2 separate regions of the Mus musculus genome follow, and region 2 is linked to region 1. A link is a loop called in an ENCODE intact Hi-C map of the cell type or tissue named here. Cell type or tissue: heart. All regions are shown on one strand. Links, peaks and the distances in the headings refer to the core of each region. The heading gives the core; the rest is flanking DNA.

Region 1 (3,639 bases), core at 680-3,179:
TGTAGTAGCTAGTTTAAAATACACAATTAATGCTGTCAACTATAGTTACCTTTCAAGGAAAAAAAAAGCAATCAGTCATTCCTCCCATCAAACTTCATTTCTGCAAGCATTAGCCCTCCTCTCTCCGTCACCTCCCTACGTTGGCCCCAACCACTTCTGGCAGCCATTCATCCACTCCCGACAGAGATGAACATTCCTCGTTACCTACTGTAGACATTTTATCTACTATAGCAAGTAAATATTATTTCAATTCTGAGAAGCCTCTACTCTGTAAAGAGCAGGATCTTTCCACACAAGCTCTGAGCTCACTCTCCTCCTGCCTCAACCTCTCGAGAGCTGGGATTAGCTGCATAAACCTGTCCGTTTTCCAACAAAGTCCGCCATCCAAGACCCATAGAGAACCAGCGATAAATAACAACCTCCACGGTCCTGCCCCGGAAGGACCAGCCCGCCTGTCCCCCGCAGCCCCGGGGCTCGCGCTGCCTCACCTCCTGATGGCCACTCTTCGCGGGCCCGCGCTGTACCGTGAACCCAAACAGGACCTGCTCGTAGCTGCCGGCGACCAGCTCCATTCCGCAGCACTCGTGCCGGGCAAGAGACGCCGGCGTGGAGACCCGATGGCTGCGGAGGCTGGCCCTTCCCTTCCTCAGCCGGCGCGCGAGTTATACGTCACCGCCCGGGGGCACCTTTTAGGCGCCTGCAAATGGCAATAACGGAGGACGCGCTCCGTCCTCCGTTACGTGGGACGTCACGTGACCCTTCTGCGACGAGCTTAAGGAAGGAAGCCGCGGGAGGAGGCTCTCAGAGCAGAGAGAAAGAAAAGTTGTGTCAAGCAGGCAAGTCCTGGGAAGCCGTGGGCTCCGCCGGCCTTGGGAAATGGGAGGGAACTTCTCCCCGGAAGCCCCAACTTCCGGCGCGCCTAAGGAAGGGGCGGGCCCACTTCCGGCTCCGGTGGCCAGCGGTTGTCTAGACAACCCTTGTAGTTCCTGGAGGGTTGCTGTGATTTGGGGATCCGGAATGCATTTCCTCCATTTATGATTTTCTTTTCTTGTTTTGTTTTGTTTTGTTTTGAAGACAGGCTTTCACTGTGTAGCCCTGACAGTCCTGGAACTCACTCTGTAGACCAGGCTGGCCTCGAACTCAGAGCTCCGCCTGCCTCTGCCTCCCGGGTGCTGGGATTAACTATGATTTTCTTATTTGCAGCCAGTCTCACTTCGTCGCCCAGCCTGGCGCCTCCTTGCACCCGTTTTCCTCCTGCAGCTTCCCCATGGCTCGGATCACAAGCAAAGGGTTTTGTTTTCGTGCCGAGAGAGAGCAGATTAGGGTCGGCCCGGGGACGGTCAGGGCTCGCGGGACCCGGAGTTGGCAGTGTCCCCTCGCTGGATTGCGAGCCCGGGCCTGCCAGTCCGTGTCCCGCCTGCAGGCAAGCCGTCCATCTCCTCAGCTTTTCTTGCCTACTGGCTTCTTGTATCTAATCAGACTGGCCATGTGCTGACCTATGGTACAGGAAAAAAGATTTGTCTTGAGGGAGGAGGACAGTGGCTACATCTCTACCCGAGTTAAGGGACAAAGTGCAGGGCTGGAGAGATAGCTAGGCGGTTGAGAGCACTGTCTGCTCTTCCAGAGGTCCTGAGTTCATTTCCCAGCAACCACATGGTGGCTCACAAACATCTGTGATGGGGTCTAGTGCCCTCTTCTGGTGTGTCTGAAGGAAGCAATGGTGGTGTACTCCTATGCATAAAGATAAATAAATAAATCTTTAAGGGGGGGAGGTGCAGAGGTTAATGAAAGCAATAATATCCTTTTTTCCTTTCTCTTTAGGCGGGGTCAGGGATGAGTGCATATGTCAAAGCGGGTGGGTTGGTGCTTATGTCAGATCTTCACACAGGCCTGTGAATTAATGGAGTTCTTAAGTGCTTAGACATTGTTTCCAAACACTTGTTCTCTAAGGCTGCAAATTGTCGACACAGCCTCTTTTGCTTGAGTATAGGGGGAAGTAATTAATTTGACTTTGGGTGTTTTGATGATTTTTCAATTGTGTAAAGGCTCTTCCAGTTTGGGCTATTCCACTTGCAACCCTTGTGTTACTTAATTTATCTCCAGGTATTGCTAAGTTGTCCTGAGCATGTTAATCATTTTCACCAGAGAACCACTAAAGTTGGAACATGTCTCCTTAGCTTGGAACAAAGTGAAAAGTCTCATCTTGTCCATACATGGTGTGTTACAGTTTACATTGGGTCATACTCATTTTAATGCAATAGTAATCATATCAAAAAAAATGGGGGTGGGGGATGAGTAAAACTGCTTCAGAACCCTGTGGTTTATTTACCCTATTGTTCCTGGAAGCGCCTCGCCCCCTTATTACCACCAGGGAAATACCAGCTGCTGTTGGAGAAATATAAGTGCGGGTATTTGTTTTGTTTTGTGTTTTTTGTTTTATGGTTTTGTTTTTGAGACAGTGTTTCTCTGTATAGCCCTGGCTGTCCTGGAACTCACTTTGTAGACCAGGCTGGCCTTGAACTCAAGAAATCCACCTGCCTCTGCCTCCCAAGTGCTGGGATTAAAGGCGTGCACCACCATGCCTGGCAAGTGCAGGTATTTTTAAAATTACAACAGAGGAAGTGTGATTGCTAAAAGTTCTTCATCTCCATTTTGTTAATTTCCCTTATCTTTCTTGGAGAAAGTTACCTAAAGATCTCCCATGCTCCTGGTGGCTTGGTAGAATTAGTATTGTGAAAATGGCTGTCCTACTGCAATTAATCTACATATTATAATCTTCTATTATAATATGAATTTTGATATCATAGTTCAAGAATTTAGAAAATTTAGAATTTAGAAATTTAGAAATTTAGAAATTTAGAATTTAGAATTTAGAAAGAATTTAGAAAAATGCCAAATGAATTCCAAATTCATTTGGAACCAGAAATGAGGGGCTATCACAAATAGCCAAAGCAATCCTGAGAAATAAGAACACAGCAAGGAGAATTATAACACCTGACCTCAAATTATACTTTATTAGTGATAACGACAGCCTGGTACTGGTGTAAAAACAGTCAGACTAAAGGAATGGAGGACCTGGAAATGAAATGGTGAGGAAACGCCCACTTGATTTTTCAAGGGAACCAACAAATATGCTTTGGGGGAAAAAGATAACATTCATTAATCGGTACTAGCAAACTGGAGATCTGCTTGCATAAGAATGAAACTAGATGGGCTGGTGAGATGGCTCAGTGGGTAAGAGCACCCGACTGCTCTTCCAAAGGTCCGGAGTTCAAATCCCAGCAACCACATGGTGGCTCACAACCATCTGTAACAAGATCTGACACCCTCTTCTGGTGTGTCTGAAGACAGCTACAGTGTACTTACATATAATAAATAAATCTTAAAAAGAAAAAGAAAAAAAAGGGTGAAACTAGATTCATTCATACTTTTCACATTGTACAAAAAGCAATTCAAAACAGATCAAAGAATTCACAACAAAAAGTGATGATACATCTGGAAAAAAACAATACTTTTTTTTTTTTAATGTTTTTTTCGAGACAGGGTTTCTCTGTGTAGCCCTAGCTGTCCTGGAACTCACTTTGTAGACCAGGCTGCCCTTGAACTCAGAAATCTGCCTGCCTTTGCCTCCCAAGTGCT
Region 2 (3,639 bases), core at 793-3,292, 220 kb after region 1:
TCTTTTCTTCATTCCAGTAGTGCCCCAGTTAGGTTTCCAGGACCAAGGTGTGCTGGACAAGGCAATGAAAACGATAAAACCACTAACATGGCTCTAAACACAGACGCTAATCCAATGGAAAGGTAAGCAAGAGATAGGAGTGGGTGGCTGACTAAAGCAACAAGACTTATAAACTAATGTAGACACATCACTGTGATGGGCAAAGTGAGAACAAAATGACATCAAGGTGACTATTTCGGAAGTAAAGTTAAGATTATAAAGTGTTGTACTTACTCTGCCTGACATTAGAGAGGCACGGTGCTCATGTGCTGTGAACAGCTTTGGAGAGGGCACTGGAGCAGTGTGGCAGTGTCTATCCTTATACTTCATACTTTCTGTACTTGTCTGGTCAATCCACTTGAAGGGTTGTCTACACTGGGGTGGAGAGATGGCTCAGCTGGTTGCTCTTCCAGAGGGCGGGGATTCAATTCCTTCCACCCACATGGCAGCTTACCACCATCTGAAACTATAGTTCAAGGGAAGGAGCTCTCAACTTGTGGGTCTCAACCCCTTGGTTCAGTGGGGGCATGGTGGGGGTGTCAAATGACCCTTTCACGGGGTTTCCTAAGACCATCTGAATTTCAGATATTTATACTACCCATTAACAGTGGCAAAATTACAGTTATGACGTTGCAATAAAAATAATTTTATGGTTGGGGAATACCACAACATGAGGAACTGTATTAAAGCATTAGGGATGTTGAGAGCCATGGTTCTCTTTCCTGGTCTCTGATGGCAACTGCATACAGATGGTACACAGACATGTAGGTAAAACTCATGTGCATAAAATCAAAATAAGTAAGAGGGAGAGGGTGGGAAGGAGGGAGAAAGAGAGAGGGAGAGAGCGGGAGAGACAGACAGAGAGAGAGAGAGAGAGAGAGAGAGAGAGAGGATATCTGTGCTTTTGGGATTCCTGGTTCGAAAAATGTATCCTACAAATGTATGCAGGAGCCTTGGGGACAAGGACCCAGGCATCTCTTCCTCACTGTTTAATAAGTACGCTCAAAGGTGCTAGTTAACTGGCCACCGAAGAATCTTGGCAGGACTCTATTTTATTTAGGGCTCTCCTCTTTCCCTGTGAAGGGACAATTGGCAAGTGTTTTCATACATTCACTTGCAAAGGTAAAACTATCATCAAATATTTGTTGAAGATAGACAGACCCCAGGAATGTCACCCAACACAAAATTATAAACTCACTTAAACATTATGAGACCCCCCCCCCCACTCCAGGACACATACCTTGTAACTCAATTGTAGGGTTTTTGAGCATAAATATTGTATATGACAATAACATGTCTAGGATTCAAGACTGGGTCTGGCCTTGAACTGAAGAGCCTTCTGCCTGTTAGGACATTGTCAAACTCTTCAGATATTTTCCCCACAACTGGGTAACTTACTCAGTCTAAATGGAAAAGCACAGGTTTGGTTTTGACAATTACTGCTTAATGCTTTTGTTTTGCAAAAACAGCTCTTTTTTTTTTTTCCTTAGTAGATGTCATTTGTGAAAGATTTCCTCCTAATGTCACAGGATTGCATAGGTAGTGATCTTTATAACGTGTGGGTGGGGCGGGGGGAGGTGGGTTCATGGGAAAAAAAGGGAGTGGGTAAAGGGGTAAAGGGGAGAAGGGGAGCAAGAGAAAGTGGGGAGAGGGAAAGAGGAGAGGGGAGGAGGAAGAAGAGGAAGGGGAGGGAGGGAGCGAGAAAGGCAGAAAGAGCAGTGATATGGTGCCATCTGCTGCTTAAATTATGAATTACAAGGATTTGAGTACTTGGGTTTGACCAGTTGGGCAGTCATTTCAGAACCCCATTAAGAACTATACTTTAGAAACATCAGAGGAAGACCCTGGCTGCTTGTTTCTGAAGGAAGGCCTAGTCACACTCCAGGACAATGCCTTGTTACTGTGGGTGGGCCCCCACTGGAGACCTATAGGGGTCCATCTCATGCCCCGATACAATGTGGACTTTGCATATGTCAGAATCAGCAAGCCCTACAGCTAGAGCCCAAGCTCAACTCCTTCACAGTGAGTCATTCCATCTGCACGCAAAGCACCGGATTCCATGTGAGCAACCCAGACGCTGCTACTGGAAGGCTCGTTGGTGACCTAGCATGGGTACTGCTGTGGTGGTGGACAGTGTGAGAGGTGATCTGAGAGATATCCCCACCAGTCAGATATCTCGGACTAGCTGGGTGTGGTGACTTTTCATCACAGCATTAGGAAGGTAGGGAGGGGCCAGAGAGCTGGATCTGGAGACAGACCTCACAGTGGGATCCTACAGCAGAAAGAAAAATCCCAAAGACAAAAATCATTTCAGAATGCATTAAGGACAGACTCAGGAAAGTTAACATTGCCTGGACAATGCTGTGCACACTTGGAGTGTGAAAGAGATCCGTGTGGGGAAAGTGATGGCAAAATACACACAACAGAAATGTCTTCATCATAATTAGTGTTAGGTGTACAGGTCTGTGATGGTTAAGTTCATTCACACGGTTGTGTAACTGCTACAGACCTCTTCATGTGACAGAGCCGAAAATTTGTCCCCATTGACCTCTCCTTCCTGCCCTCACAGCTCCTGGCAGCTAGTATTCCATTTGATTTCAATTATGGCTCTGTGAGTTCATTTCTTTATATATTTACTTGTGCATGTATGTTTGGAAAGCATGTGAGTGTGTGTGTGGGTGTGTGAAGTGGCAATTTCTGGTTTCTTTAGAGACTCAGTTGTGTCAGGTGATGCTATTCTGAAGACTGTCTTACGAGAGGGTGTTTTTGCTGAAGCACACACATGGGAAGATGTTTTACTAAGAACAGACACATGGTGTTTTTCTGGGGGCAGCCTGGAAAAACGGCACGTGATATTTTCCTAGAGTGGATGCTTGAGAGAACACGTGATGTTTGGAAAGGATATAAACATAGCCCAACAGACAGTGGACGATGCTGGGTGGCATTGGTACACCTTGCCATTCTTTGTTGGTCATCGTTGGGCTTTGCTGATGCTGGTCTTGAGCTGATGATGCTGGGTGCTATTGGTATGCCTTATCATTCTTTGTTAGTTATCATTTGTTGTGACTTCATAGAGGGAAACATACTGAAAAACTTCTGGTGGTGTTCCGGCAAGCCTTGCAATTTCTTCTGGATCAGCCTGCCGTTGCTGGTTCATAAACGGTATTTACAAATAGATTGGGCTGCCACTACTGATTCATGTGAACTAAACAACTGATATCCTGACAACACAGATTGGATTTGATCTAAAATATATTTCTAAACAGGTCCACATCCTCCTTCGCTTTATTAACGTTTCCTTTCCTCTGGTGGGTGGTGGACTAATAGGGATACTAAAACTTTTAAAAACCCTTATTAAAACTAGGTTTTTAAAAAAACTAAGCCTACACATGTGACAGTATGTGTGTGTGTGTGTGTGTGTGTGTGTGTGTGTGTGTGTGTGTGTGCGCGTATGCAAGTGTGTATGAAGAGACTTCAACAGAGATCCTATTGTCATCTGCCATTCTTTGCCATACTGCCTTCAAACTGGACCTTTCACTGTGGCAGTTTGATTGAGATGTCCCTCATAGTCTCCAGTGTTTGAATACCTGGTCCCCAGTT

What was found. Peaks named below come from ENCODE experiments on the same cell type or tissue, not always from the same donor. Only the 100,000 strongest peaks of a DNase experiment are listed, where the experiment ranks them.
Region 2: it touches region 1 in a loop (2.6-fold over the local background); 1 of 42 quality-filtered maps calls a loop at or near these places.

What each region holds. Positions count from the first base shown.
Region 1 is chr13:40,998,263-41,001,901 of GRCm38, reverse strand. Pak1ip1 (PAK1 interacting protein 1) reads right to left here and starts at 892. Exons shown (of 10, transcript NM_026550.3): 1 at 489-892. The coding sequence starts at 572. It overlaps A730081D07Rik (RIKEN cDNA A730081D07 gene), which reads left to right and starts at 756. Exons shown (of 5, transcript NR_155347.1): 1 at 756-836. In heart, for the core only: a CTCF peak has its summit at 1,689 (motif pointing left); DNase peaks (open chromatin) are centred at 871 and 1,361; H3K4me3 peaks cover 1,579 bases; H3K27ac peaks cover 1,059 bases.
Region 2 is chr13:40,782,706-40,786,344 of GRCm38, reverse strand. No RefSeq gene overlaps it. Among named protein-coding and RNA genes, the nearest start is that of Tfap2a, 51 kb to the right of the region's middle. In heart, for the core only: a CTCF peak has its summit at 1,782 (motif pointing left); no DNase peak of the experiment used is centred there.